Linked DNA regions of Homo sapiens: all the other regions are linked to region 1. Evidence: chromatin loops called from intact Hi-C (ENCODE). Cell type or tissue: endothelial cell of umbilical vein. All regions are shown on one strand. Each heading gives the region's core, and the rest is flanking DNA. Links, peaks and the distances in the headings are about the cores only.

What was found. Hi-C counts contacts between places; a loop is a spot of excess contacts. Peaks named below come from ENCODE experiments on the same cell type or tissue, not always from the same donor. Only the 100,000 strongest peaks of a DNase experiment are listed, where the experiment ranks them.
Region 2: it touches region 1 in a loop (5-fold over the local background); 3 of 110 quality-filtered maps call a loop at or near these places.
Region 3: a loop joins it to region 1, with 2.2 times the contacts of the local background. A loop is called at or near these places in 13 of 110 quality-filtered maps.
Region 4: a loop joins it to region 1, with 9 times the contacts of the local background. A loop is called at or near these places in 84 of 110 quality-filtered maps.
Region 5: a loop joins it to region 1, with 4 times the contacts of the local background. A loop is called at or near these places in 3 of 110 quality-filtered maps.
Region 6: it touches region 1 in a loop (14-fold over the local background); 22 of 110 quality-filtered maps call a loop at or near these places.
Region 7: a loop joins it to region 1, with 12 times the contacts of the local background. A loop is called at or near these places in 105 of 110 quality-filtered maps.

The regions. Positions count from the first base shown.
Region 1 is chr2:192,160,417-192,164,791 of GRCh38, reverse strand. All of the region lies in intron 4 of TMEFF2 (transmembrane protein with EGF like and two follistatin like domains 2), which reads left to right. Among named protein-coding and RNA genes, the nearest start is that of TMEFF2, 32 kb to the left of the region's middle. In endothelial cell of umbilical vein, for the core only: CTCF peaks have their summits at 1,976 and 2,176 (motif pointing right); DNase peaks (open chromatin) are centred at 2,201 and 2,731; H3K27ac peaks cover 594 bases.
Region 2 is chr2:191,845,220-191,849,594 of GRCh38, reverse strand. It overlaps CAVIN2 (caveolae associated protein 2), which reads left to right and starts at 2,507. Exons shown (of 2, transcript NM_004657.6): 1 at 2,507-3,152. The coding sequence starts at 2,670. CAVIN2-AS1 (CAVIN2 and TMEFF2 antisense RNA 1) reads right to left here and starts at 3,107. Exons shown (of 4, transcript NR_187184.1): 1 at 2,824-3,107. RefSeq lists an enhancer at 2,294-2,802. In endothelial cell of umbilical vein, for the core only: a CTCF peak has its summit at 4,042; a DNase peak (open chromatin) is centred at 2,324; H3K4me3 peaks cover 2,069 bases; H3K27ac peaks cover 2,905 bases.
Region 3 is chr2:191,756,575-191,760,949 of GRCh38, reverse strand. No RefSeq gene overlaps it. Among named protein-coding and RNA genes, the nearest start is that of NABP1, 81 kb to the right of the region's middle. In endothelial cell of umbilical vein, for the core only: a CTCF peak has its summit at 1,842 (motif pointing left); a DNase peak (open chromatin) is centred at 1,829; H3K27me3 peaks cover 497 bases.
Region 4 is chr2:191,553,118-191,557,492 of GRCh38, reverse strand. No RefSeq gene overlaps it. Among named protein-coding and RNA genes, the nearest start is that of NABP1, 120 kb to the left of the region's middle. In endothelial cell of umbilical vein, for the core only: a CTCF peak has its summit at 2,223 (motif pointing left); a DNase peak (open chromatin) is centred at 2,192; H3K27me3 peaks cover 337 bases.
Region 5 is chr2:191,828,889-191,833,263 of GRCh38, reverse strand. No RefSeq gene overlaps it. Among named protein-coding and RNA genes, the nearest start is that of CAVIN2-AS1, 15 kb to the left of the region's middle. In endothelial cell of umbilical vein, for the core only: no CTCF peak of the experiment used is centred there; DNase peaks (open chromatin) are centred at 423, 1,073 and 1,683; H3K27ac peaks cover 558 bases.
Region 6 is chr2:191,867,435-191,871,809 of GRCh38, reverse strand. All of the region lies in intron 1 of CAVIN2-AS1 (CAVIN2 and TMEFF2 antisense RNA 1), which reads right to left. Among named protein-coding and RNA genes, the nearest start is that of CAVIN2, 23 kb to the right of the region's middle. RefSeq lists an enhancer at 2,253-2,547. In endothelial cell of umbilical vein, for the core only: a CTCF peak has its summit at 2,379 (motif pointing left); DNase peaks (open chromatin) are centred at 1,769 and 2,329; H3K27ac peaks cover 251 bases.
Region 7 is chr2:191,809,706-191,814,080 of GRCh38, reverse strand. LOC729254 (hCG2045843) reads right to left here. Exons shown (of 5, transcript NR_157850.1): 3 at 2,440-2,560. Among named protein-coding and RNA genes, the nearest start is that of CAVIN2-AS1, 35 kb to the left of the region's middle. In endothelial cell of umbilical vein, for the core only: a CTCF peak has its summit at 1,770 (motif pointing left); a DNase peak (open chromatin) is centred at 1,760.

The DNA of each region.
Region 1 (4,375 bases), core at 265-4,264:
CATGAACCATGCAAATAAATAAGCAAAAACATTTCAGAGTGTGGTTACTTTTTTTTTTTTTTTTTGAGACGAAGTCTCGCTATGTCACCAGGCTGGAGTGCGGTGGCATGATCTTGGCTCACTGCAACCTCCACCTCCCATGTTCAAGCGATTCTCCTGCCTCAGCCTCCTGAGTAGCTGGGATTGCAGGCACATACCACCACGCCCAGCTAATTTTTGTATTTTTAGTAGAGACGGGGTTTCACTATGTTGGCCAGGATGGTCTTGATCTCCTGACCTCGTGATCCACCTGCCTCAGCCTCCCAAAGTGCTGGGATTACAGGCATGAGCCACCGCGCCTGGCCTGTAATTACTTTTAAGAAAGTAAAACAGTGATGTTATGCAAAGTTACTAGGTTTTGTGGTAAGAGTGAGATTTTCACTGAAGCCTTAAGTAGTAGAAAGAACAAGGTACACAAAGATCAGAGGCAGGGCATTCGGAGCAAAGGGAAGAGCACAGGCCAATGCCCTAAGGGATGCCTTAGTGAAATCCAGAAATAGAAGGAAGGTAAGTGCAGCCCGAGCATAGTGAATGAGCAGGAAAGTGGTAGAAGAGGAGAGTAGGGAAGTGGTAAGGAATTTGGAATTTATTCATTGCATCATGGAAAGCCTTTGGAAGACAGTAATATAATCCGGTTTATATTTTCAAAAGATTGCTCTGGCATCTGTGTGGAGAATGAATTGTAGATGAGGCAAGAGTAGGTGCAAAGAAAGCAATAAAAAGATTATTATAGTGGAGCAGGCAAAGAGGATCCTGACCTGAATAATATGGTGGCAACAAAGGTGGTGAGAAGGTGACAGATGTCCTGGGGGCCATGTCTATCCTCATTATTTCCCATTCCTTTCTATATTGTTATTGGTGTGAACAAAAATGTTACATGCCAACGCAAAGAAGGATATGGAAAAGGGAAGAAAAAGAAATAACCCCATCACGTCATTTAGCACTCGCCAAGTTCTCCATGCCCATTTAACATAAATGAATGTGTAGGTTTACTTTTAAGACATGAAAATGTGTCATAAAAAGCATTATTTTAAAAACCAAAGCCCATGCATTGAGCCTACTATATTCATCTAAAGTAATTTTCTCAGACTTTCAAGAGAGAAACAGATTGATGTACTTTTGGGGTTGTTAACTAGTGGCTTTTCAATAAAGCCTGAGTATATTGATGATTTTGTTTTTCACTTACCTTTTAAAATTTATACAATTTAAGTACCATCACTGGTATGGCAGTAAAAAATAAAATATAAAAATAGACAGCTCCATAATTTGGCCTTTAAATGGCTTCACATATTTATATTCTATGTAGGATATGTAACAGATTGTGACAACAGAATCAGATATAATCAAATTGCAGCCTTACAAATATAGCAAATATCATGAAACAGCTCCCTTCTGCTGACTCAAAGAGTGGGAGTTTCATTTCTTTCATTATATTTTTTCTGTAACAGCTTATCACTAGCAACACCTTTGGAGCATTTCTCCTTCTTTGTCAATGTAAATGTCCACACAATAGCGCTTTACCTATATTTGCCATCAATTTTCTCACATTGGATTTTCTACTCTGGAGACAACTAATTTGAGTAACTGGAAATATAAAGCCTATGGCTTCCACCTTCAGTTTCCCAGTTCACAGAGCAATATAGAAAGTCACTTCCAGATGCAGAAAGCCCAAGGCCCACCCATAGACTTTGTTCAGCCTCCGTGGTGCTCCTTAGCTTATTTCTCTAAAGCCTGCAGATTTTCATATGTGGTATTTGGGGAAAATCTTATTATCAATATATAAGCATCACTACAATTAAGCTCTGCTTGTTGTGATGTCTGAATATCAATAAGGACTCCAGTTCATCCTGAGAGTGACAGCCATTTAATTCACTCTGCCTGTCTAATCTTGGGCAAGGATTTAAAAGATGCTGTCAAATATTTGTAAACATGTCGTGCATTTTTCTTTCACAGAGATTCTTTTAAAGTGAGAAGAGTTATTTTCTGTTTTGTCTTGGATTATTGTTTGGTTTTTAAAAGCTCATTTAGCTTTTCCTCTTCTTTAATAGTAAATTGCAATTTTTTTTCCCCCTAAGACTCACAGGAGCTATCCTTCACTGTATTCATGAAGTGGGAGTAGTGCTGTACCAGTAGGGGGCGCTCATATCATACCTATTTTGTGGGTTGGCGAAAAGTAAATTTTGTAGGTTTGTGTAGTTAAGGGTGGAGCTATTTTAACTCTAAAGCCAACAAAGATTATGAGTTGGAATAGAAGTTATTTCCCCCTGTTGAAAAGTTAAACTTTGCTAAAGTTGTAAATCTTCACTATGGTACGAGTTTAAGTGGCTTTTGGTTAATGAAACTGCATGCTGTGGTTGATGTTTTCAGATAGCTTAATGTGGAGAATTTAAAACATATTAAAAGACTTTTTTCCTGATAGGTATTATCAAATTTTTTAATCCATAAATAACAGACACAGCACACTCACCCCTGATTTTAAGGGGTTTCTCATATTTGTTTCATGGCTGTAATTTCATGTAAACATGGCTGATGGTGATGTGAGTAGCAATGGACATAGAGTTCAACTTGTTTTTCTGGTAAGTGTCTCCTAAGTAAGTTTACTTTGGGGTCATTTGCCTTCTTCATTACATTGGCATCAAGTGTAGTCCCAAAGGCATCAAGATCATGATTAGCTAACTTTCACCAACATCAGTAAGGAAGCAGCCTGAGGCATCCTTCTATTCCTTTTTCTTCTTCAAGGTTGTTATGTTTGTCCTTTGAGTTGTCAGCACCCTTCAAAACGCTCTCTGTAATTTTAGAACCTTTAATATGGTGAACATCAAGCATCTCATCATGCCAAATGTAATTTTCCACACCCCCAGCATTTAATGTGTTCACAGGAAATGAAAAAAGAATCACACTTCCTCTCTTTGCTTGTTCCTTATGCTTTATCGAACACCATTTTAATGCCAGGCACAGAGTGAGAGACCAGAGATTAAAAAATAAAAGATGAACAGGGCTTATCACTGCCCACAACAAACTCATGATCTAGGCAACACATTATTTTGTGTACTGGGGAAAGGATGGCTCCAAAGCCTGTTTTCTTTAACAGAAGAAAAGGACACAGTTGTCTCCAGACTGGTCCACATGTTTAACTTTCACATCGTTCCTGACTCAAGCAAGTTGACTAATTGCTTACACTATACATCCCAAAATTGAAAGTCTTTAAATTTGGAAGTGCATTATGCCTGCCTTTAGATGGACATGGCTTATGGATTCACTTATGTCATACAATTTTCTTGCAAACTACTATGCTGTTTCAGGCCGGTGAGGTGGCTCATGCCTGTAATCCCAACACTTTGGGAGGCCGAGGAGGGCAGACCACTTGAAGTCAGGAGTTCAAGACCAGCCTGGCCAACATGGTGAAACCCTGCTAATGAAAACACAAAAATTAGCTCTGCATGGTGGTGGGTGCCTGTAATCCCAGCTACTAGGGAGAATCGCTTGAACACGGAAGGCGGAGGTTGCACTGAGCCAAGATCACGCCACTGTACTCCAGCCTGGGTGACAGAGCAAGACCCTGTCTCAAAAAAATAAAAATAAATTAATATGCTGTTTCATAGGTTGAATCTGCTTGGACGCTGGTATGCAAACGGGAGGGGGCAAGGGGAGAGGAATAGGAGATGACATGGGAAGATGAGACTGGGAGACGGTAAAGTGTCCCCACTTCCTTAGGGTGAGCTCCACAACTGTCTAGCAATTCTCTAGCAATAAAATGGCTGTCCTAAGATTGATAAGCCTTTAGCGTGGCAGAGTGATGACTCTAGACTCTCGGATTTAAAGATCTCTTTACTTCACACAAGGTCTCTTTTTCTCCTCTCTTTCCTCTACATAAACTTTCTTCTCTGTCAGCATTACTGCTGCCTATTGCATCCAGTTTACTATAATGCATAATTACCATGCCATCATTGCTGCTGCAAATGCCTTTTTCTCTGTTCTTTCTGCACATCCTTTTCCATTTATCTTATATTTCCTGTTTTGGAAATGTAAGATACATCTATATACATCATGGTGCCTTTGTAATGTTAAATGTATTTTTTTCTAAAGAAGGTCCCCTAAATTGCAAAAGCTCAGGCTCCACAGAGACTTAGATCAGTCTCTCCCCATGGGTTTTAATATTCAAATCTTTGGCTCACCTTCCAGTTGCCTTGTTGTTTTTGTTGCTGCTGCTGCTTTTGTGTTATGATTCTGTAGGTAAATTGTTTGTAGGGCTTGTTCTTTTCTTAATGAATATTTTTAATATCTTTTTTTCTCCCAGGCAGTTTCTTAGTCCAGAGTTGTGCCAGAAGCCAAATTT
Region 2 (4,375 bases), core at 376-4,375, 320 kb after region 1:
TCCACCCCTTGAATCTGATCTTGGCCTGTGACCTACTTGGAACACAGAATGTAGAAGTGACAAGGGGAGAGTTCCAGAGATACCCTGCAGCCTTAAGACACCCTGCAGCTTTGCTTCTACTCTCTTAGAACCCTGAAGTACCATGTAAAAAAAGTTTGACTTCCCTACTAGAGAGATCAGATGGAGAGGCCCCAGAGGCTGAAAAATGGAAAAGAGAGAAATCCCAATATCCTAGTTGCCCCAGCTGAGGAGGCAGACACGTGAATGAGTCCATCTCAGATTCCTCAGCTCAAACTACAGATGAATGCATATGCCTAGCAGAAATAATCCATTCTAGTTGAGCCCTGACTAGCCAACCACAGAATCATGAGTAAATAAAACGTTATTTTAAGCCACTGAGTTTCATGCTGGTATGTTACACAGCAATAGATGACTGATATTACTTGTGTTATTCAAAATATATATTTTAAAAATAAATAAGCCCACACGCAAACCTTTCTTTCTATTTAACAACTAGCCTCTTTCCTTTTACCACCTCACACCCCATCTCTTTAATGTCTCTATTCATCTAGCTGATTATACAATATCCAACAATGCAATGCAAAATCAGCGCAAATCAATGCAAAATCAGGGTGAAGTGATTATAATGTGAAATCGCAAATTTTGCAAAATATGTAGGAAATCATGAAGTTGATGAAGGTAATGTTAGAGAAGCCCTTGAATCATGGGCAACTCCTCTGACAAATGAGAATCTGCAGCTGGAATAGTTAACATTAACATTTGAAGAAGAACAAATCTACATGGATGATGGCACAATAAGTGCTTCAAAAAGAAATGATTTGAATGTCAAAATTTAAGAGAGGCTCTTGGAAAATTGATGAAGCCCTCAAATATTTTTGAAATAGTGACACTCTATGATTTGCCCACAAAAGTCAAATGTAAAAGGACGTCGTGTCATGATATCATATAATTTTGTTAGAAAATTATGCTTCTTAAAATCAACACTTGATTCATCCTTTATTCTAATATTTAACACATTTTTGACCAACTAAATTTTATTAAATATAAGGTAAATTAATTTTAATAATGTTCTTACTTTTTTAAAAGATAACATCTCAACCAAACCTTCTTTTCACCTTTTTTGGTCTCTATTTTTAAAGCATTTGCTTTAAGTGGGTTTTGGTGGCACCAATTATCTGAAGAAATTGAAGGCCTCTGTAAATATCTTTAGTTCATCTTCCTAACTGGCAGCTATACTCATTGAGAGCAGGGTCTCCGTCATGCTTTGCCAATGTCTTCTGGATAGTGCTTCATGCATATAGCAGAAGGCAGAGATTCAACCAACGTGATAACCAATGGCCTGCTGATTGATTGGCTTACATGTAGGTGTTACTATTGACGAATGGCATTGTTCCATTATCAATCCCTGACCTGGTATGAGCTGGCATTTGTTCGTCTCAAAATTGTTCATAGAAGGCCTATTACAAACTTCCTGCTGAAAGCACTTTCAAAGGCTGGATACGTTTAAAATCAACTCAAGCATGTAAAGCCATTTTAGGAAAATAAGCCCCACATCCCAAGGTTCAGCTGAGGAGGGCCACATTTGAGAACAGGTGTGCCACTTCACTGAGCAGGAATTTTAAAATGTCAAACATTAGAACCACTTGAGAAACTCCAACTCAGCCTGCCAACAGACACTTCTGGGCACGTGTCAATAAATGCCTTGCAGAGATGGGCATTTGAGAAAGTCTCTCCTCACCAACTCAAAGTTAGTTAAAACAAATCATCACGGTAGGTTCTTAAAAAGACCACATTTTATTTTTCCTCAGTCTCACTTCTTGAAAAAAACAATCATTTTTTTAAATGTGGTCATTCAAAAAGTTTCCATATATTACATAACAGTCATAACAGCAGTATTACTTTTTTTAAATATCCCTGAAGTTCAATCTCTTTTAACTTATTTTGTATCTGCAACTGCAAGAGTAATAAGAACTGAGCTGTTTTCCTTATCATTATCAGAGTTAGTCCCATTCCTTTGCAAATGAGAAACTAATAATACAAACTTGGCTGCAGTACCCTTTAAACTCTATGCCTCCCAGTAGGACACCCGGTGTTCTGCAACCCATCAGTCAGTTCTAGGGCAAATGCAAACAATACTTTCCGTTACAATAACTTGTATCCAGGAAAAAGAAACAGGCACCCTGTTGCATCTGCAGCATAGCAGCCAGAGAAAAGTTTACCAGCTTTAGCCAATTGGAAGCTGTGGAGCTGGGCCAAGTTAGCATGTTTTTCTCCGCCTCTAGATGAAGTCATGATTGAAATATGACATTGAAAGGGAAGGGGAACAGGAAAGAAAAGCTAAACCTGCAACAAAGTGTCCTGTGCCCAGAACGCGGTTAGGAAGTGTGTGCATACGTCTGAACCCTAAATGGTTCTCAGTTCTGTAAACTTCTCCTCCCACTGGGTGGAGTAGGGCCTTTAAGAGCAGCTGGAATGCAGTTCCCCTGATCAGCGTAGCCAGTTGTTGCCTGTCTGAACCTCTGCCAGTCCTGGAGACTGGTGCCCTGAGCTCCAACCAGCGGGCCTCATCCTACACCCTCACCACCGCAACTTCTCACCCGAGCAAGAAGCAGCTCCCAGAGAGAAAGAACGTTCCCACCTGCCTAGCCATGGGAGAGGACGCTGCACAGGCCGAAAAGTTCCAGCACCCTGGGTCTGACATGCGGCAGGAAAAGCCCTCGAGCCCCAGCCCGATGCCTTCCTCCACACCAAGCCCCAGCCTGAACCTAGGGAACACAGAGGAGGCCATCCGGGACAACTCACAGGTGAACGCAGTCACGGTGCTCACGCTCCTGGACAAGCTGGTGAACATGCTAGACGCTGTGCAGGAGAACCAGCACAAGATGGAGCAGCGACAGATCAGTTTGGAGGGCTCCGTGAAGGGCATCCAGAATGACCTCACCAAGCTCTCCAAGTACCAGGCCTCCACCAGCAACACGGTGAGCAAGCTGCTGGAGAAGTCCCGCAAGGTCAGCGCCCACACGCGCGCGGTCAAAGAGCGCATGGATAGGCAGTGCGCACAGGTGAAGCGGCTGGAGAACAACCACGCCCAGCTCCTCCGACGCAACCATTTCAAAGTGCTCATCTTCCAGGTCAGTTCCCCCTATGCCTCCTTACAGGCGGGCTGGAACTCCTTATCATTCTTGATCTCGCTCATCCTGGCTCTCACAGCCATTTTTACATTTGTCCTGCCTGTCAGGGATCACACATACAAGGCACTGTCCCCTGTCTGCCTGCGGAAAGCAAATGTGAAATCTTCACACAGGGGTGGGAATTTCCCAGGTCACTACAGACTAATCCAAAGAAGATGTCCCCGGGCTTAGTAGGCCCCGGGTCATTTGTCAGGGAGCACCTGGATGCACTCTGTACAGGTTGGGAAGATGTGCAGGTGCGTGCACCCTAGTCAAATTCATTTGTCTCTTTGCATTAGGAGCTTAGGGCTCTGGCTGCAGCTGTTAGCTGGACAGGGCAAATTAATTCAGTGGCTGTTCATTAACTCTTAGTGGAAATGAAGTGATCATGTGAGGTATTTTGTGGTTTTTTTAACCAAAAAGTCAAACTATCCCTTTATACAAAGGCTATCAACGTTTTGGGGACCAATCAAATAGAGGATTGATTCCATTAGAGTTAGCCTTGTTCTTTTAAGACTTTTTTGGGGCAAAGCAATCTTGTGGAGTTCTTTTCTAGCAAATGCACTAGAAAAAGAGAGTACAAACACACTAGACGTGCCTCTCCTTGTTCAGAGAGACCACAACTGTTAAGTAAAATAAAAGGAGTGTTATCAGTTATAGTCACAAAGGCTAGTCTTAAATGTTTCTCCTTCAAACGGTTGCCTTAGAATAAAAAGGCCACTTAATTTTTTTTAATGCATCAATGATGCAATTAATGTAGCAAGAGGCTATCTGGGGACAGGGAGATTGCGTGGGGCTCTTGTTCCGCCAAGTGGTGGGCATTTGTGAATCCCAGGGCAGCCCTGCCTAATGCTGGAAGCCCTTCCGCCCAGTGGAATCCAGCCAGCACAGAGCCCAGGAAGCGATTGCCATCCTCGCTCCAGGGCTGTCTCGTTGTGACCATATGAATAGGAGAGGATTTCAAAGCCATGGAGGGGAGAGGCTATAACCAACAGTTTGATTGTGAAAGGCACACAGGGAAAGCCTTCATCTCCCAAGAGAGATTTAGAAATTGGGATTTAAACCGAGGGAGTCTTCTTTTTCAAAATGAATCTGCTCTGCCAAGTTAGAAGCCTTCCTACCCCCATAAAAGGAAAGACTCATCTCGCTGCTTTTTTGTCCTCCTCAAATTGCACTTGAATATT
Region 3 (4,375 bases), core at 213-4,212, 400 kb after region 1:
CTGTCTCCCTCCAATAACGACTCCACATAAATAATTCAGAATAATATCCTCATCTCAAGGTCCTTAATTTAATCACATCTGCAAAGTCCATTTTGCCATGTAAGCAAATATATTCACATGTTCAGGGACAAGATTATGGACATCTTTGAGAGCCCATATTCTTTCTGGCACACATCAATAGAAAAAAAAGAGACAACACATAGAATAAAAAAACAAATAAATGCCCAATAAACCCATGAAATACATGTTCAATCTCACTAGAATTCTAACAACTAGAAAAGAAAACAAGAGTGAGATACTTCTTTTGCCTGATAAATTGCCGAAGATTTTTCTAAAATGTGAATGCATTTTCTGAAATGTGAATGCAAGAGTACAGTTTCCAAACCATTAGGTGACATGTGTCAAAAGCCTTAGAAAGTTCATGTCATTTAATCCCATAATTTTATTACTCAAAATTTTTCCTAAGGAATTACTTAGAGATTCAAAATATATCATATGACTATTACCCACAGTATTTTTAAAGAGAAATAAATTAGAAACTACATCCAACAACAAGGTATTGGCTAAATAAACTGTGATAAAACTATATGATTGAATACTATGCAGCCATTAAAATTTGATCTTTAAAGATTTTTAATAATATTGAGACTATTCTCACAATAGACTGCTGAGGACAAAATATAAACAGGGTCTAAAACTGCATGTATTATAAAATATATGCAAATAGAAGGCTAATGATGGTTAACTCAGAGCCATTGGATTATGAGTTATTTTTATTTTCTTCATTACACTTTTTATATTTGCTAAATTTTTAATAATAAATAATATTACTGTTATAATCATTTTTTAAAAGGTAATTTAAAAATTTCAAAGTGAAGGATGGCAGATGTTGGCCATTGAGCCTTAGAATTCTAAGCAGGATGGAAAATAAAGTGTTTTATGCCCCCAAATGGCAGCTCCCACACATCAATCAGAGACCAGCCATGCACATTATTCCTTTTAGAAGCAAAGCCAGACAGCACTGTGCGCAAATCAGTATCTCACAGTTACGTACCGTTGCCAGGAGGGAGACAACACAGAACAAGTTCAGCACAGAACCCCAACTTCAAGTAGAAACAGGTTTTCCTCCTTGCTGTGGGCCTAGAAAGGATTACAAGCATATTGCAGAGCCCTCCAGAGTCAGAAGGGAAGAATGAAACCACATGAATTTTAATTAAATTCTAAAATAGGACATAGAAACTAGTTGGAATAACTGAAGAATACGCCAGATAAACACATCAGCCATAGCACAGTTCACAATACAACTTCCCATCGGGCAAAAAATACAAATGATAATTTTGATACGGACTCCTAGAAGGAACACCCATTCCAAATGTGAGTTAGCTCCTTCACATTGAAAAATATCATTTTCAATAAGCTAATGGAAAGTTAGCTTTAGGATAACAGGGACTTTTTTAAAACCCTGTGGTGTCATTGCTATATGTCTGTTGACTTAAATAGTGTCTGTTGCCTAGTGGGTACTCAATAGATAATTATTAAATTAAGGTTGGATCAATAGAATTACTATAAACCTTGGTAGTCTATCTTTAGGTTAATTGACCTCACTTTCATAGGATTTGAACTCATAGCCAATCAGAGCCAGCAGTGAGGAATTAATGAGCACAACTTGTACACTGGAGAGGATATTATGTTAGGAAAAATCCTATCTCAGTATCTGAAAAGGAAGGTAAACCTCTTCCAATTCAGGTCCGTCTGTTTAACATGAGAAAACTAATATCTGAGTCTAAAGTGAGTCACCCCAGGACACTTCCCTAATTGATAGCGAAACCGAGTCACTGCCACCTAGTGGAGGGGTCTGCTCCTCTCGCCCTTCCTCACACTGACTAGATGGGCAGGTGGAAGCATGTTCCGTGGAGCCAGCTGTATGCCTCCTGCCTCACTCTCCTCTCAAAATAGGACCACCCCCCATGCTACCCCACACTCTACACCTGGCACCTGCCATTCTCATATTACTAACTCTAAAAACTTGATGTGGGCAGCATTACTTTTATCAAGACTAATGGCAAAGATCCTTTTTCAGATCAGTTGCCAACTGATTTTGAAACCAGCTCAAGGAATGTCCTTTCTGAAGGCACCGAATATTGCAAGCCTAGTAGACTTCCTGCTCCTTGCAATTGTGTTATTCATCCTCGAAGTCTCTACATTTGACATTTTGCCATTGTCGGCTCATTAAATAAATTACTTATTAAAATAAAAGTGCATCCTGCATTAAGTGCCCGGCCTGCTGACATCGAGCTGAGGAATGATTCCAATCGGCTTTCAGTGTCATCTGATTGCATCGAGCCAGCCTGGCTGCCAGCCCCCAAGCGGCCCTATAGAGGCCAGGGACACACAGAAATTGAGAGCACAGGGTACACAGTAAGGCCTGCTTCCAATGAAGAGGAACACTTTTACAATTTGAGGGCCAAAAACATAATATGACGCCATTGTGGGCCACTTTCTGTTCTTAGCAAAAATCTTTAATTTGCAAATTTCCTTTCTTATATTCAAGGAATATAAGAAAACATAATATATTTTCTTATATTCAAGGAATATAAGAAAACGTAATATATTTTCTTATATTCAAGGAATATAAGAAAACGTAATATATTTTCTTATATTCAAGGAATATAAGAAATATATTTTCTTATATTCAAGGAATATAAGAAAATATATTTCTTATATTCAAGGAATATAAGAAAATATATTTTCTTATATTCAAGGAAAAGACCTGGCAGGATCTCTCCCAGATAGGAGTTGACAGTAGCTCACCAGAAACAGAGACAACACCATTATGAACAAACTTCAAGGCAAAGGAAAGACTTGAATTCCCTTTCTTCTCACCTCAAAATCCGTTTCCAAAACTAAAATTCAAGCAGCAAACATAACATTTGAAAAATGAGATGCTCCCTCCCCCTCCATTTTCACCTGTTTCTCTAGAATGTGAAGCAGCAAATGTAGATTTCTGTGATTTCTGTGCAAGGAAAATTGGAGCAGATAGGGTCTTAGCTGAGCTGGGAATGTGATAAATATTTTCATGGACTGCTGAATCTCACTAATTGGATACTTTAATGAAACTTGAGGTATCTCTTCCTAACTTCTAACACACTTTTAACCCTTACAACTTGTATGGGCAATTTTTTAAACAGAAGAATGTTTGATCCAAGAAAATCAATTTTTTTTTCAAACAGAAAGTCCAGTGGTAAATTAATAACAGCTCCTAATAAAGAAAGGATCATTGGTTTTTTCTGCTGCCTTCAGAACAGCTAATAAAGACTATTTCTTCCCAGTGTTCAATCAAAATGAAATGAACATTAATTGGACATTAAGTACTAAGGAAATGCCCACTAGTTCTTTCTCACTTCTCCCACTCCATCCTCATCCTACCATTTCCTCTGTTAACAAACTAGGCAGAAAGATGTCTCCTCCTATTGTACCTAAACAAATCAGCATACAGGGAAGTGATTTATCATTCATGAAAAGCAATCAGATTGCTTGGGGCTGACAGCTGTTCCCAAAATGCAGCTGAGAAACAGACCTTTGGCAAAGTGTAAAATTTGGAACAAAATCATATTACTGTACTTCAGCTGGCAACACAAAAGGCTGACAGTGAGCTTAATAAACAAAATACCATGCAGCTCGAAATATATTAGCTAGTCTACATTTATGAACAAAAATGGTCACTTCTCCCATTTTTTTTCTAAGTCACCTTCAGTCAAACTAAATACCTAGCAAAAGTAAAATGCTCTCTTTAGGTTTTTTTCTTTTTTTTTTTTTTTTTAAGATTTAGGCAAATTTTTGGTAAAGACTTTTTTTCCCACACAATTCATTATGGGAAATGGACCAGAAGGAGGAAAAAATGATGAAACATGCATAAAGGTTAAAGAGGGACACAGCTTTTACTAGAAAAGGAAGAATTCCAGTATATTCTGGCCTCTGAGCCATAATTCATTTCATTTCCCGTGTTGAGAATGCTTTCCCATATCTCTCTGCCTGTCTAAGGTCTAGCTATCCTTTCAAACAAATTTAGATCGTCATCAAACCTCGAAAATGCTACAATTCTGAAATGATTTTCCTGACTGCTCTGGCCCCCAGTGATCTCAGCCTCCCTTGAATTCTGTAACATTTCTTTCGGTACTCTTGATCTCTTTCCCCTTGTGTCCCCTCATGTCTAATCTCTTTCTGCATGGCTCCCACCACCTATTTAATCATGTTGAACCTCTTGCTCTACGTCCAATGCAAAATATATTTTTTCATACCTCTGTGTTTCTTTAACCACTGATTCCTTGGCAAAGAAATCTCCTTCACCTGTTCTTCATGGCCAATCATATTCACA
Region 4 (4,375 bases), core at 174-4,173, 610 kb after region 1:
CTAAGTGAGTTGTGAAAATGGGACTCACAAAATGATGACAGAAATACTGCTTTAAAAACCTTTCCAGAAGGTTTCACAGAAATACAATAGAATATATGAGAAGAAAATGTCTAGTTGTTATTACGAAGGTGTAAAGGAAATGAGAGAGGGTTACTTTTTACTGGAAACAGCCAGAAAGATTCACTTAAGACCATAATTTACTCATATAATCTGTTTTATTTAAAAATAATATTGAAATAGTACTAAAATAATCTTAATAGAAATTATGCAAGACACAACTAACATTAATTCTAGTGATTTGTACTAGATAAAAATAAGGAATTACTATGAGCTATTGAGAGAAATTAAAGGAACATTTTCATCATGAAATTTCAATCAAAGGAGAATAACAAGAAGACATCTTAGTCATGCCAACCTTTGGAAAATATACTCCCTGACCACTATTTCTGAAATTATTAAGGATGTTCAACAAAACATATAGACAAATCCAATTAAGGAGGAAACTTACAAAGATATAACAAAGAGGGAAGCCAGCCAAGCAGTGCAATGCAAACAAAGCCCACCGTGACAGATGGAGAGCAAAGCCATAAGGAGTCCACACTGCACCATTCAATAAATAGTATGGTCAAGAGGGCATATCCTAGTGATATGACAAATGAGCCTATTTTCCTCTAACAATTGAAATAAGGTAAGGCCAATACAACCTTTAAAGAAACAAAAATGTTTGCAAGAAAGCCATGTACACACACAAATAAACCAAACATTGCCTAATTTTGAGCATGTTAGAGAACAGGATGCATTTGACCTTGATGATTGTCCTTATAAGGACATGAAGTTAGTCACAGAGGATGACATGTCTTTCCTGCTGACCAACCACACCGCTCAGTTCTTCACCAAATACTTTGTTTAATTATACCACCAAAGCTCTTATTTACAGTTATAGGACTGAACGTAAATTACTAACCTTGACAACATAAAAATAGAGTTTACCCAGCCCAAATTGGGAAATTATGGAGAAAAGAGGTGCAGGAAAGTGTGAGAAGATAATTTCTTCATCTCGTCTAATGAGAAGGAAGAGATACTATTAAAAAGTAGAGACTTCAGTGTATTATTTAATTATGAAGGCAACAAGTATAGAGCAACGTCCCACTAATAAATATTTCCCCTGACACTTTACATGACTTAAAATTTGTCATTTACTTCAGGTTCATATTATCTTAGAAAAATAAGTGTTCTGGCTTGGCACAGTGGCTCACGCCTGTAATCCCACTGCTTGAGGGGCTGAGGCAGGAGGATCGCTTGAGCCTAAGAGTTCAAGACCAGCCAGGACAACACAGAGAAACCCTGACTCTACAAGGAATACAAAAATAAGTTGGGCGTGATGGTGCATGCCTGTTGTCCCAGCTACTTGGGAGGCTGAAGTAGGAAGATCACTTGAACCCAGAAGCTCAAAGCTGCAGTGAGCCACGATCACGCCACTGCACTCTGGCCTGGACCACAGAGTGAGACCCTGTCTCAAAAGAAAAAAGAGAAATAAGCATTCTGTCCCCTCTTCAGAGCATGATTCTCTCTCTGATTAAGACTCCTCTAATTTCAAGAAGCTCCTCCTGATTATTCAAGATGGTTCAAATTTAGAAGGCACCCTTGATCCTCTTACTTTTTTGTGACTAGCACAAGTACTGGGCCATAAAACAGAGGGTCCTCAAAGAATAACCATATTCCCTCACCATCAAAATCCTGCCATTTGGCTGATCAATCCCACCCCACACACACCAAAGCATGCTGTGGTTCAACTCCAAGACTTTTGACTAGTGTCTGATACTTTTAAATGCCTCTGTTACCTACTTCTCTGAGACATCAGACAAGTCTGAACCTATCCCAACTTGAGTTTCCCCCACGGTAAATTAGAGGCATTGGTATCCATCCCACAAGGTTGTACTGATAATCAAATGAGATAACATACAAAGTGCCCAGCACATTGTAGATGTTACAACTTCCTTTCTTCCCTTCAATAGATGAAATTTATTGTGTGAACAACGAAGTGTTCTTAATATGTTTGTTATTTTTTCTCCGTTTAAACATCTGTAGTTGTCAGAACTTTTGAGAAAGGTTCTTTCATGTCTAAACGTCCACGATTCTATGGCCAGTACGCTAATTAAAGGAGAACCATCCTAGTTCAGCCTCTCCCAGGTTAGACCAAAAAGTGGATTGCTGCTGCCACCTGGTGGCTACAAGATAATTTGAGGCAGCATTTCGCGGAAGCTTGTGAGTGCTAAACACCCAACCCCCACACACAATTAGAGGGAGCCTGGGAAAGTGAGGACGCCCCCACTTGTTTTCTTTTCTTTTCTTTTTTTTTTTTTTTTTTGAGACAGGGTCTCGCTTTGTCACCCAGGCTGGAGTACAGGGGCACAATCTCAGCTCACGGCAACCTCTGCCTCCCAGATTCAAGCGATTCTCGTGCCTCAGCCACCCCAGTAGTTGGGATTACAGGCACGCGCCACCACGCCTGGCTAATTTTTGTATTTTTAGTAGAGACAGGGATCTCAGTATGTTGTCCAGGCTGGTCTCGAACTCCCAGGCTCAAGCGATCCTCTTGCCTCAGCCTCTCAAAGTGCTGGGATTACAGGCACGAGCCACTGCGCCGGGACGACCCCAATTATTTTCTAAACGAGTGTCGGTGACAGGTGAAGAACACACACTGGTTTGTTTCCATCTTTGGGAATGTAAATCAAGGTCAAGACTGACCTTGAACAAAAATGTAAAGTTGGCAAATGCCGACTTCAAGGCTCTGAGATTCTTTCCTGTGCCTCTCCTCCACACGTTCTTTGGCTTCCCTAGTCCTCAGGACATTTATTCTACTTGTTCTTCCTCAAATCAAAAGCTGTTCAGAAAATTTTTTTTGATAAAATGATTCACTCTAGGTATAAGTAACTAAGATAATTAATGGAGAGGCCATTAGGCTGAGCCAGCTCCAGGGCCCTGGATTCCTACAGAAGCAAACCGAAACCCAAGTATCAATGGTCATATTCTAGGAAAATGCAACTTCAGCTTTAAAACTCAGGAGCCACCAATTAACCCTTTTAAAGCCTTCTCTTGCCCTCTTGGTGGAGCCTCGAGCCACCTGAAGTCTGATGCTACCTGATTTATGAATCGTTTGCTCAAATAAACTCCTTAATATTCTAATGTGCCTCAGTTTATCTTTTAACATTAATGAGGCTTAATATGACTTCTCTCTGTAATGTTTGCATTTTTAATTACTCTATTTTTGAATAGAAGAATTATGTGTGTATGACACATATTATAAAAGGTCTTCCTAGCAGCTACCCAGAATATTCATACAACTATTCCTTTTTATGGTTTAAAAAAGGCACATGCTATACCAGCTGTTCTGCACCTTGTTCTTTTTACCCAATGTCTTGTTTTTGTTTGTTTTGGTTGGTTTTGTTTGGTTGATTCCTTTTTCTTCTTGATCAGGTTCATCATATTCAAACCTAATGTATTTTGCATGTTATGCCATTGTATTTGCACTTTCACAGAAATATAAACTCCGTCTTCCTCAGGTAAAAAGAATAAATCTTTCTTTGTGGAAGTTGAGGAATCTTCAAGCAGAGATAGAGGAAGTTTCAGGTGGTGGATTTCAAGCTTTAAAGAGGATGTGGATCACCTGCAGAGCTCGCAAAACGAAGTGAAGTCCTATTTCTGATTCAATAGGTCTGGGGTGGAGCTGGAAACCAAATATTTAATAAGGAAAGTGAGTACCCCTAATGCAAGCTCTGTGATCATACTTTGAGAATCACTATATAAAGGCAGAAACTATCAGCCCCGGTTGCATATGAGAGTCACCTGGGGGACTAAAAAAATTCTGATTCTGACTAGCTTGGTCTGGGTCCCCAAGTGAATCTAATATGTCACCAAGATTGAGAATGCAGCAATTCTTAAACTTGGCTGCTTACTGGAATCATTTAGGCATCATTAAAAAATACTGATACCTGGGTCACACCTGCCCCCAACAAAGATAATGCTGTAACTGGTGTGGAGTATGGCTGGAGTACAAGGAGCTTCCAGAGCTCCCCGTGATTCAAACAAGCAACTGAGGCTGAGAGACTGTGGTTTAAGCAGATAGGCTTACTGAGAATTCCAGAGTCAAGTCAGGTGAAGCTGACAGATCCAGGAATGTGTTTGTCTTCGCGCCACTCTATTACAGACACAGGAAAGCAGGAGAAAGACAACGTGTGGTCCTCTGTTCTTTGTTAATAAACAGTTTGTGCTGATCAAATAATTTGTCGAATCAGGACTTATTTTTTGTCATTAGTATGGAAGGAAGAGAATGACAGCTAACTGTCCATTCTTGATCAATAAGATTGATCAAATG
Region 5 (4,375 bases), core at 146-4,145, 330 kb after region 1:
TACTGGTTCTTTTTATATGTGAAAACAAAATACTCTCACTAAGACTAGTTCTGTACAAAACAAGGACTTCTGATATTTATTGTCTGATGAAAACCCAAAATGTTTCTGCTTTTAGCAGTGCTCACCCAGAAGAGCAAAGTTTGACACTCATGCGATTAAGCCCACTATTAGGAAACCTTAACATAGCCTAACTGCCAGTATAAGTAAAGGTTATAATGAAAGTCATTTCCTACATTAAGACACTAATGCCCAAGTCCAGTTAATTCCTGCTCAAAAGTGTGTTTACTGCCCTGGAGCCCAAATCTAAGTGATTTTATATTGAAGATTGGGAGTATGAAGAATTGAGATACAGGCAGCAATCATTATTAACAGTTCCATAGCAACCACAAGTCTTTTCCTAAAAACCAAGACTCAAGCACTGCAAAACAAGTTTCAGATGAAATTGGCATTGTGACCTTTGTATTCTGCTTGATCTGGGTGTCTAGATAAAGACTTCTGTAGCCAGGAACTCATTCCTAAAGGGAACAGGCAGTAACTTGCATTATTAAAGATATTTTCTTATTTTTGTTTTAACCATTACATTATCCTGCAGTATTTGAAACTCTAAAATTATTTTTAACTCTCCACATAAACTGCCCTAGTTAAGGAGTCACACCTTTAAACTAAGCAGCTTGATTTTCATACATATATACACTTTTCACTGTAAAAAGCAATTTGTTAAATATTTATTGAGCAAAGCAATCTTTAGTTCCTCGTATTTGCTAAAATTTTTAGCACCAAAGCAGTAAGACCCAAGAAAGATGGAGGAAACCAATATTTTTGAAAACCTACTTTATACCAGCTGAGCACTCCAATGCCAGCAGTACTGTGTACCTATCACATGTTAGATACATGCATTATCTCATTTAATCATATAAAATCCTATTTGGAAGGTATGATTTTTACCTCCATTTTAAGAGTAGAGAATTTTGAAGTTTACTGAATCCAACCAGTAAGATAGAATGGAGAAAGGACTCCTGAGTTCTTAACTACTCTAAGGTCTCACCCTTCATGTTATAATTTAACTACTTTTCTATTAAGGGTCACAGAATTGAATGATTAGTCCAGTTCAAATAACTAGTGTCAACGCCAGTGTTCAATTCCAATCTGAAATCCATGCTACTGCCAAAACAGACACTTAATTATCCTACAACTGCTTAATTATAAGTCAGTTTATAAGCTATCAAATGGTATAATATTAACTTCATTTTACCACCCCTTATACAGCATCACTTACACTGCATTTTGTAAATGATTTTGATGATTGTCATTCCAGTGCTAAAAAAAAAAAAAAAAAAGAAAAAAAGAAAACCTCACTGTTCTTGGAGAGCCACAGAGAGACTATTATTCAGGTATGCTGAGGCCACAGAGGGGCTCCTTAGCTCCTTGGCCTCATCCATTGTCAGTAGCTGCAGGGTTCACTTTGGGGAAGGGTATAATAAGAGCAAGCTGTCAACAGAGATAGATACTAGAATCAGCTCATTCAAAAATGGTTCATGAAGTCTGCCTCAAACTCTTCAAGTTAAAGGAGTTATATCCCTGTGTCATAGGAGAGAACTTGCTATATTCTCCTTGGACACTTCCTCTCATAAGCTGAAAAAAGGAACAAATGGCAAATCAGCATGCGGCCAGGGGTGGGGGATTGTGGAGGTTCAGGAAGTAGAGTGAATCATGAGGATACAGAGACCTAGCCTATGAATATAATTCCTGCAAAATTATCCAGCTGTGTTCTCAGAAAAACACAGGAGCTAAGTCAAACAAATGCTGGTGTCTCCATCTCTGTGTGCAAGCAATCAGAGAAAGCCCTCTGGCCAGCCCTCTTTCATCAAGATGTATGCTGCAGGCAGCTACTTCCTCCAAAGGCTTTGGCAGGGGTCACAAACTCAAATGCCTGAAAGCTCAGACATGAGTAAACTGACTCAAGGAGATGGTGGCAATTGTGGCAAAGCTATTACACATGGGCCGTGTCCTGTCCAATGGGGCACCCTTAAAATCCACCTGTGCAGAGGCAGTGCTTCTTTCTAATTCCCACACAGGGAAAGTATGTTCTAGGAGCCACCCTGCGTGTGGTAAACTGGCAATCACTACCCAGTTCCACTTGCTGTGTGAGAAATGGGGTCCAATGACTTCCCGGTCCAAAACATAGGCCTCTTTTAAGAAGAGCCAAAATTTAGATTTCTTTTTACATGAAAATCTCCTGGCTTTTAGTTTTTGGCAACTGATTCAAATCATTTTAAACGTTATGCAAGCCAAATGTAAATGCCTGCTGGCTGGATGTGGCACAGGCATAGACCATCCATTTCGGACTCCTGGTCTACAGAGATGAAGGCTCTTGGGTGCTTCTTTCCCTCCTGGAGGCATAAACACAATAAGAGAAAGTTAGTGACAGGATTAGATTTGCCTTAAGAAAAAACACAGACGCCTTCTTAGGGGGATATAAAATGCAAAACACCCTTGCCAGTACTTACAAGAAGTTTCCCTATTGCCACTTCCCGAATTTATGAAAAGATTGCTGTTAATGCTGTGTGAGGAGAAGTAGTCAATCACATTGGAGGGTGGTTGTACGGTCTCTAACGGAAAAGCACCCCACCTTGTTATCAACATTGCTAGCCACCTGCGCAGCCCCTGGGTGTCAAAGGGATTGGTGTTCTTGGTAACCTGAGCATATGAAGTTACCATCCCACTTCTGTGTTCCAGTTGAAAAATACCTACTCTTGTCAATAACCTGAGGCCCTATAGATGACAAAAAGTAAGGCTGTATTCTGCTCTGTCATATATCATCACAAAATTGTCAGCCAACACACCAGTTCTTCTTCAACTCTTTATTGTTGGTAATGACGTACAAAAGAGAAAGGACACAGCTCAATTTCTTTGGATGCTAAATTGAGCCTTCAGAGCTCAGAGTTGGGAAAAAAAAAAAACTGATACAGATTTAGCACAAGGGTCAAGATGTCCTCTGTTAAGGAGAAACTTTTTATGTTGGCAACCACTTGAAGATCTAAGGAAGCACGAGGATTAGCTGTGTTCTCTTAGGTCCACTGCATGTTAATTGTCTCTATGACCCTAACGGCACGCAGGGAAAGGCAGCATATTCCAGTGAATGTGCCCTTATTTGAAAAGTCAAATTTCCTGGGGACTTTAAATCAATAATTTTACATACCTACATAATAAAAGGAAGGCCTCCCTGCCAGGACGGATGGAGAAAAGCAGTTTCTTACCCTGTGAGATTGCCCCTGAAATCAACCAGAGAAAGGGAAACTGATGCCCATTGGCTGTAATTTCACTACAATCTTTAGTGTTTTCTTTTTTCTTTCTGCCATCACTCTTTTTAATTATGAGACTAAAATGTCCTTCCCAACTATCTCATAGCTAGACTTTTAAATGATTAAATAAAAGAAGTTGGCCTAAATTTTCCAGTAACTGCAGGGCGTTTTTATCTTCAAAAAACATTTCCCCAATACAGATATTCATTTTGTTTTATTAACATTTATTACATTTATGGGGCAGCTATATGTGCCAGGCCCTGTGCTGGGTATGTAGATAAAACAGAGGAATAAGAATAGTCTTTGCCATCTATAAATTCCCCATCTTTGAGGAAGGTGAAAGTGCTGAGAATCCTGTATATAGAGAATTTAAACTTATAATAGCAAAGCAATAGGAAACAAATAATTTGTAAAAGAGTCACCCAAGATGGTTAAATGGAGATACTGTAGCTTAGCTTTGTAAGTTATTGTCTTAGTCCTTTCCGGCTGCTATAATAAAAATATTATAAACTGGATGGATTATAAACAACAGAAATGTATTTCTCACAATTCTGGAGGCTGGGAATTCCAAGATCAAGGCACCAGCAGATTCAGTGTCTGGTGACAGTGCCAATTTCTGGATCAAAGAGGCTACTTTCTCACTGCATCTTCACATGGTGGGAAGGACAAGGCAGGTCTCTAGGGCATCTTTTATAAAGGCACTAATCCTGTTTAGGAGGACTGAGCCCCCATGATCTAATCACCTCCCAAAGAGCACCCATCCTAACACCATCATACTGGGGATTTGTTGTCAACAAATGGATTTGGCAGGGAGTAGGGGAGGACATAAACATTCAGACCATAGCAGATACCATAAATGTCCAGGATAGAGCTGGCAGGAAGCTAAGCTGTGACTTTGCTATGGAAGCTAAGTTGTTTGGACTTAATGATACAATCACACAGGAATAGGAGTTTCTGCCTCTAAAGCAGGAAACAAAATGGTGGAAGAGAAGCCCTGAGTGGAAGGAACCTTATAAAGTCTTTAAAATGAAACATTGACAACAAGCACATTCATTTGTTTTAACTGACAAATA
Region 6 (4,375 bases), core at 94-4,093, 290 kb after region 1:
AGCCAACTAGTTAGCTTGCAAGTACAACAAAGTCTCAAACCCTTTACAATGCTTGACAGTTATATGAGAGGTGAGATGTATTTAGCCACCTTTAAAAGTTTGTTTTCTATTAATATGTACATACATTCAGGAGGGATAGGACTTAAGCTTTATCAATCATTTATAATTTACTATGTGAACGAATTTACACAAATTTTAATAAAAACAAGTTTAGATAGGGGAGAATATGAACTTTCACCCTTAGCAATTGAGCTCAGTAGATACTGGTACACAAAACAGGAAAGTGAATTCTCTTCAAAGGGAAGTGGGTAGAAGCAGGCAACCTGTGAATAGAGTGACCATGTAATTCATGGTCACTTCAGAGTATAACAGGATGTTACTGAACAATAAATTAAATAAAGAGTAGTAAATTTATAGCTTACAATAAATGACAAAACCACTGTAACAAGAATATTCAAGCTACCCTAGAACCCCATTGCAGAACTGCTTGGTTCTACCTAATTTCTCACACCTAGAGGTTCTGTACCCTGACTCAAAAGAGCATCTTCATCCAATAGTACAACAGCACAGTGCTAAGCTCAGTAACAGGTTGATTGTCAAATGTAGAAATTTCATACGGCATAGCACGTAGACTGGGGAGGTTTTTTTTTTTTTTTTTTTGTATTCTTTGATAGGATATTTTAGTACTAGCCACAGTTTGGATTTTTTTAAAGAGGGAAAAAATGATGTGCTTTTGAGTGAAAATTTTCTCTAGTGGAGAAATTTATAAGGAAAAGTGGAAGGGTCCACTTGCAAGCAAACCCAGTTCCATCTCTGTTTTCAGGAGCTAAATACTTTCTGCAGCACACAGCCTCCACTTGGGGAGCCACTGGGTCATGCCTATTATGATCTCCAACTTGGCATTAACCAAGATTGATGTTCAACTTGATTCCCATGTAAATGCTCTTGCTACCCCAGAGATGCTTTTTAGTTAAGTTGTTGTCTAAAAGAAAAAATATACATAGACTGATTTTTTTCTAAAAAATTCTCCAAAATATAAAATTCAAATAAGTTAAAAAAAAGTAGCTGATTCAAATGCTTTGTACCAAAGAGAAGAATCATATCATTATTAAGTGGTGACAAGTGGATAAAAAGAGAACCACACACTCAAAGACTGCAAATTTCAACTCTTGAAAATTCCACAGGTACTCCACCTCTCTGTAATCTCTAAATTAGGGAACATGTGGTCAGTACTGCTCAGAGAACTCTATACTTCAGAAAAACTAATATGTAAAAGCAAGTTTAATATTGATGAAAATGACCTTTATTTGGATATGGAAATATTAACTCACGGAGCCAGAGTCTATTAAGGAATGTTGAAAACATTCTTGTGTGTTGTTAGTATTGTTTTAACTGTAGTGCTTTATTTGCATTAATCTTGGAAAAAGCCCATTATGATGCTGGATTTCCCTAACTCTTTTCTCTTCTCTCTTTGAAGAGAAAAAAAAACAGAAAGAAAATAGGAAAAGCTCCTGAATTCTTACATGGTGTGTGAATCCACTTAACACAATTATAATGCCCAATTAATCTTAGCAACATGAGTGATGAATCATTTCTCCAGGTGTCTCTTCAAAATAAAGTAAATTTAGTTCCAACATTTGACTATTGTTTTAAATCAACCGTAAGCCTGCCATATTAATGAGGAAGCTAATAACTGAACTCCAATCCATATTCAAAAATGCTCTCTCCCTGGGTGCCCACATAACAGCACACTGACTACCCTGGATACTAATTTTTTTTAGGTAATACAAGAAACAATGACTGAATTTCATCATTCGTGTCCCTTTTTATAGCTTGATTTGATGGTATCTCCTGCCATCTACTGATAGATAAAAAAGATAAAAACAACTTTTCTGAATCATTTGGCCATTATACCATAGACGATCAACTGCCATCTTTTGCTTGAATGTGAAAAATCACCTAATACATCAGGATTTTCACATACATAAACTAGCGATAGTTTTGCTTCTAGTGGAAAACCTTTGGTTGTAGACACATTTTACATTTGAAAGCATTATCATATAGGAAAAATATCGGCTTTGGAGTCACAGACTCTAGGTGACCCCTCATCCAAGAGCACAGACTCATGTTCTCAGCTTAATTTTCTTATTCTAAAATAAAAGTGGGGTTTCCACTGGAAATGTAAAGAAGATAAAAAAAAGTAGGGGTCAAGGTAAGAGGGATACTTCCTCCCACCTCCAAGATGCTCTAAATTTTACAGGACGCTTGACTTCTTGATAAATACAGTTGCAAAGAACAGGTCATTCACAGATTTACGGCTGACTCAATTAGCAGCTCAGAGCGCCACCCGTTGGTCATAGTCAGAGTCCTCATCTCCCTCTGCAGAAGGCTCCTCTCTGTCTTGTCTGTTTACATCTAAACACTGCACTTCCTGCCTATCCCCAGTGAGCAACACCTTTACGAGCTGCCTGCAGCCCCTCCTCATGTTGACACAGCTACCTTAACCATGAAAGACTCCTTTGCACTTGCACAGAAAGTCAGCATGTGAGTAGCCATTAAGCTGTTGCATTTTAATGACTTTGCCAGCTACGCTGCAGCTGACTTCAACTCCCAACTCAGCCATAGATATGCTTGATTCTTTTTCTAACCATTGAAGAGCAGTCAGTCCAATGAATTCATACTTATCTGAGGATCACTTATATGGCAACTTCAAATGTCTAGGACCCCACTGAGAACCAAAGATGGACACACAAAAAAACCCATGAAATGTGGTTAAAGGTCTCCAAGAAGGCGAAACACATGTCACCAAACTCATTCACTAAAGTTCAGGAAATTGACAAGAGAGGTTCTTCTGCCCCGTTCAAAGACATATATTATCAATATAAATAAATTTCTAAAGTTAGCCATGTTGGATTTTTAGCCATGGCCATTGAAAAGCAGCAGATTAAACAGCAGAAGAAAGTCTATTAGAGATAGTGGCAGCCATGAGAAGTGACAGCCAAGCATCTGACAGTAAATAGAAAAATGAAAATGCTACATTATCTTAACTAAATCTTTTATGAAAGCAAAATGTGTAATTCATGTAGAAAGATTAGTATTAAAATTTGTTAAGGCCAGGTGTGGTGGCTCATGCCTATAATCTCAGCACTTTAGGAGGCCAAGGTGGGCAGATCACTTTGAGCTCAGGAATTGAAGACCAGCATGGGCAACAAGGCAAAACCCCATCTCTACAAAAACATACAAAAAATTAGCCAGGTGTACTGGCTCATGCCTGTAATTCCAGCTACTAGGGAGGCTGAGGCAGGAGAATCGCTTGAGCCCAGGAAGTAGAGGTTGCAGTGAGCTGAGATCATGCCACTGCACTCCAGCCTGGGCAACAGAGTGAGATCCTGTCTTAAAAAACAATGACAAAAAGAAATCGGTTAAAGTAAAAAGTGGCCAGAGGCATTAAAAGTATTCGTTTTAGATAAGAAAAATTTACTACGGCCAGGCACAGTGGCTCACACCTGTAATCCCAGCACTTTGGGAGTCCAAGGCGGGCAGATCACTTGAGGTCAGGGATTCGAGACCAGCCTAGCCAAATCCCATCTCTACTAAAAATACAGAAATTAGCCGGTGTGGTGGCAGGTGCCTGTAATCCCAGCTACACATGGCGCTGAGGCAGGAGAATCACTTGCACCTGGGAGGCAGAGGTTGCAGTGTGCTGAGATCATACCACTGCACTCCAGCCTGGGCAACAGAGCAAGACTCTGTCTCAAAATAAATAAATAAATAAATAAAAGAAAATTTTACTGTGTAGACTTTCTTGTTTCTGAATGATTTTAGGAAGATGAAATATTCCAATAGAATTAAAAAGGGTGTTGACACAGCTAGGTTCTTCCATGACCAAGGTCTTCAAATGGCTGAGTACTTCAACTCAAAAAGTTGTTGATTTTCCAGTGACCTTTCCCAGCCTGCTCCCTTACACCACACTCTCAATTCCTGGATTCTTAAGTGTATAATGTATGCAACATAAACTTTTCTTCATAATTCAGGTTCTTCTCTATTGATATCCTTGGTCAAAACGGTGATGCCTGAGGGCAGAGTTGTAGAACTGTATAACCCTCTACAAAGGGGCACCTGGCCAGAACACTGTTGCAGTACTTTTGCCTATTTTTGTCCTGGTACATAATATCAAATGCTAGTTTGCAAGGTGGCTGGGATTCACAGTTTGGAATGTGGCCTTCTTCCCTCAGGGATTTCTCCTTTTACTCAGTTATTTCCCCAAGTCCTCAGTGGAATGCTCTCCCCTTCAACACTGTCCTAATCCTAGCAGGCTCTGGGTTTATCCAAACTGAGTTTTTGAACAGTCACACCAGGTAGACCAGGCAAGTTT
Region 7 (4,375 bases), core at 74-4,073, 350 kb after region 1:
TATCCCTGCCTGAGAGTGGAGCTGAAAAGACCAATGCATCGCTATCCATCTTTTGTAGCCTGCATTCAAGCAAAGGTTTTCCTGGTATGGCAGTTCTAATTGCACTTTGCTTCTCGTCTTTTAACTCCACAGTCTGTCTGATGCTCTGAAGCCTCTGTTTGGAACAAGACACCCTATTTCTGCAGGCTAACCACCCACCTCCCAGAAAATTCTGATGATTTTGTTTCCCAATATTCCAAAGCCCTGCAGACCAAATGATGGGACACTTCTGGGTTCCTGTATATTATATCTTCTGCCTGATCCCCTTACAGATGTCAGCCTCTCTCAGCACAAATCCTGGGACTGCTTCCTTTATTTCCCTTCCATACTTGTTCTGGCCAATGAAACAATGTTATAGCAAACAATTCTTCAAAAGAGAGAGAGTATGGCATAGTCGGAGGGGCATGGACAGACCTTGGTTTAATTCCCAACTTGGCTACATACTTGGCAAATTAATCAACTTCTTTAAGCTTCAGTTATCTTATATATCAAAACAGTATAATAATGCCCAGCTTGAATGAGTGTCATAAAGATTAAAGTAATACCTGGAAAGGACCTGGCTCATAATGGGCAGGCTATAGGGGAACCATCGTTACTTAATCCTGATAAAACTCGCCAAGTTCTAGAAGAAGATACCACATTAGTTAGGAAGCTGGTGAAATAAGCTATTTGTAGACTGCAGATGATTTGACAGGGGGCTTGAACCCATGCTTACTTTGTCCATCTAACATTTGAAGAATAGCCTGACCTTTCTAACTGACTTTTGGGATTTCCCAATGTCTCTCAGTACATCTTTGGACAGTATGCCGGCCAGTAGCAGAATTCAGCAGCAGATTTACAACAGTCTATTCCTGATGGAAATCTTTGACTGGAGCAAACTAGAATATGACCCTTTTCTCCTTCAAGTTTATCATCAATCAATGGTGCTCTGCCAGCTCTCTATAAAGGGGATCCTAACCTCCTTTCGCCCTTACACTTCAAGAAAAGATAGGCAGCAACGAGGAGTTCCTGTGAGGTAAGTCTGCAAGGACTTCCTAGCGCGTGGAACAAGGATAAGCACCCAATAAGCACTCAAGAAGCACTGGACACAAGGAAGAATGAATGAATGACTTTATGTCCTAGTGAAAGAATTTCCTGTGGACCTGAAAATATTGGTGTGCCCACAAGTCCTTACATTCTCACATGTTTGAACATAACTCTGTAAAATAATACTGAAACTCCTCTAGCTCCATTTTATTCCAGTGATAGTAGGTCACCATCAATATCTAGATAAATGATTGCACCTAAGTAAATGTCAAGACAGTCAAATTTCAAACTGAATTGGGGCCTTAGTGGTTTGCCCTTATCTATCTTTCCTGTGCACCTATAATATCGGCCATGTAGCAGAGCTCACATCCACTCTCCCACATTTCACTGTGTTTCCCATGTGCCTTTAAGGAATCATTCTTGATCTCAGCCATAAAATTGGAAAGCTGCATAACTGACAAGATGATCCCTGAAGGCAGCTGAAACATGGGGTAGATTGAAACCGACAGTTAATTTGTAGCAGTAAAAAATAATGATATCATCATAAAACAAGTTTAAGACCAGACTGGGCTCAAACACTGTGCACCCACAGGATATATAGATGGGTATTGTCAAGCTTAAATAACAAAGCAAAACAAAACTGAACCTCCCAGCTTCACCAAGCCCGCTTCATTGGCTTTTTTGTGGTACGCTATCACCATCTGCTGGCTGCAGCCCATAAAATGTCCAGCATTCTCTAAGTCCTGGAATATTCCATTCTGCAGAGCCTGATGTTAATTACTATGCACCAGGAAACATATTAATCTCACAATATCATTGAAATGGTACAAATAAGTCAGATCTTCTTAGAATACCAAACAAATAAAAGATCCCAAGAGACTAGAGATTGCCAAAGGCACCCACCCTGTTCTGCCACGCCTGAAAGCTGCACCTGCTGGGTGCGCACAGCCTAGCATATTCTCTTTTTATTCCTGAGCTCTTTCTTTACAGGCATTCACTTTCCGACTTCCTCCTCTCCAGCTGCCTTCTCTACCAGGCATCCTACACGACACTGCAGTGATAGGCAAAGCAGCAGCTCTCAGCTAAAAACAGCCTCCTCCTAGATATCTTAAAGAAAGAAAACCACTGACGCATCTTCTTCAAGGAAAGCAAAGCCCCAGCGGGACTGAGCAAAGAAGAAAGGATATTGTTGCCTCTCCAAACTCTGAAAGCAATATTTTGCATGATTTTTCTCAAGGCTTGCCTTGCATTGTTTCTGGATTCCCTAACTCAGCAACAAGTGATGCTTTGGAGGGAGAAAAGATAGAGTATAAGCAAACAAAATATAGCCACCTATACACCCCTACCCATCTTATATTATGTGTTTAATCTTACCACTTTAGACCCTCTCTTCCTAGCATTGCAGGCCTCTGACTTCTCAACCATCCTGGGGATAAAAGAGGCTTTAGAAAACGTTTCTTCTTCACCACAGCTTGTTTTTGTTTCTTCCGATGATCTGCAATGAAAATTCTTTATTGAATGAGTATGTAATAGTTGTGTAATAAAACAATTTATAAAAATCCTTCAATTTTTATCTATTAAGAAAATTTTCCTGCTGCCAATATTTTCATGACAAGAATTAGATGATAATTGCTCTCAGATAAAATATTTAGTTCTTATTTAGCAATAATGTAAATTTATCATAAGATGTTTTCCCCGGAAAGACCACGCCTAGTGTAGCAGAAACAAGTGACATGCTCTAACTTGGGCACACATCTATAATTGAACAGGCTATCCCTGTTAGAAGAGCGTAACAACTATATACACAAAATGCACTGAACAGTTATTTCATCCTGAACAGTATCATCCTTGCATCCGTTTAAACAATTAGTTCACTCTCCTAAACACTCTGAGATGTGAACTTTAGTTCAAAGGCATTCTACGTTTTCCTCCTGATGCTGTAATTTTACAGGTTAGGAGATTTCTACATTACAAAGTAAACCCTATAAAGCAGTAGAGCCTTGAATAAAATTTCCATCTAAATTATTTCTGTAATAACCAGTGAATATATTTTTACATGTTCAATATCATCAAAATAACTAACAGCAAATTACTCAAAAGTAAAATAACAATGAATTTTTTTCCTATCAAATAGCAAAGGATTTTTAACAAATAATACCAATGCGGTCAAGCAACTATGCACTACTGTCAAAAGTGTAATTCAAAGTAACCCTTCTAGAGGGTAATTTGGCATTGTTTACTAAAAGTCTTTTTTTTAATGTATATATCTTGTGGTTGGTACATTCTAGCATTAGACTTTTGTCCTAAAAGAATAATCATGGCTAATGAATGCAACATACAACATCACAGCTTTTTTATTTAATTTATATACAACAAGTTTTTAGCATTCGGATGTGGTAGGCTGAAAAATGGCCTCCCCAAAGATGTCCACGTCCTTATCCCTGGAACCTGTGAATATATTACCTTACTTGGTTGAAAGTACTTTGCAGATGTGATTAAGCTAAGGATCTAGAGATGGAAGGATTAGGCTGAACTACCTGGGTGGGCCCAGTGAAATCACAAGGGTCCTTATAAGCGGAAGGCAAATGAGTCCAAGTCATAGAAGGTGATGGGACAATGGAAGCAGAGTTTGATGTGATGCTCTTTGAAGGTGGAAGAAGGGCCCATGTGCCAAGGAATGCAGGCAGGCTCTAGAAGTTGGAAAAGGAAACAGGCTTTTCCCCCTAGAGACTCTAAAAGGAACATGGCCATACTGACACACTGATTTTAGGACTTCTGACCTCTAGAACTATAAGATAATAAATTTTGTATTGTTCCAAGCGACTGAGGACTCCAAAAGCCTTATTCTTAAGGGTCTGAGTTATAAAAGACGGTCTTTTTTATTTTTTTATGTTTTTAATTCTTTTTTTTTTTTGTACTTTAAGTTCTGGTGTACATGTGCAGAACATGCAGGTTTGTTACATAGGTATACACGTGCCATGGTGGTTTGCTGCACCCATCAACTCGTCACCTATATTAGGTATTTCTCCTACTGCTATCCCTCCCCTAACCCGGCACCCCTGACAGGCCCTGGTGTGTGATGTTCCCGTACCTGTGTCCATGTGTTCTCATTGTTCAGCTCCCACTTATGAGTGAGAACATATGGTGTTTGGTTTTCGGTTCTTGTGTTAGTTTGTTGAGAATGATGGTTTCCAGCTTCATCCATGTCTCTGCAAAGGACATGAACTCATCCTTTTTATGGCTGCATAGTATTCCATGGTGTATATGTGCCACATTTTCTTTATCCAGTCTTTCAATGATGGGCATTTGG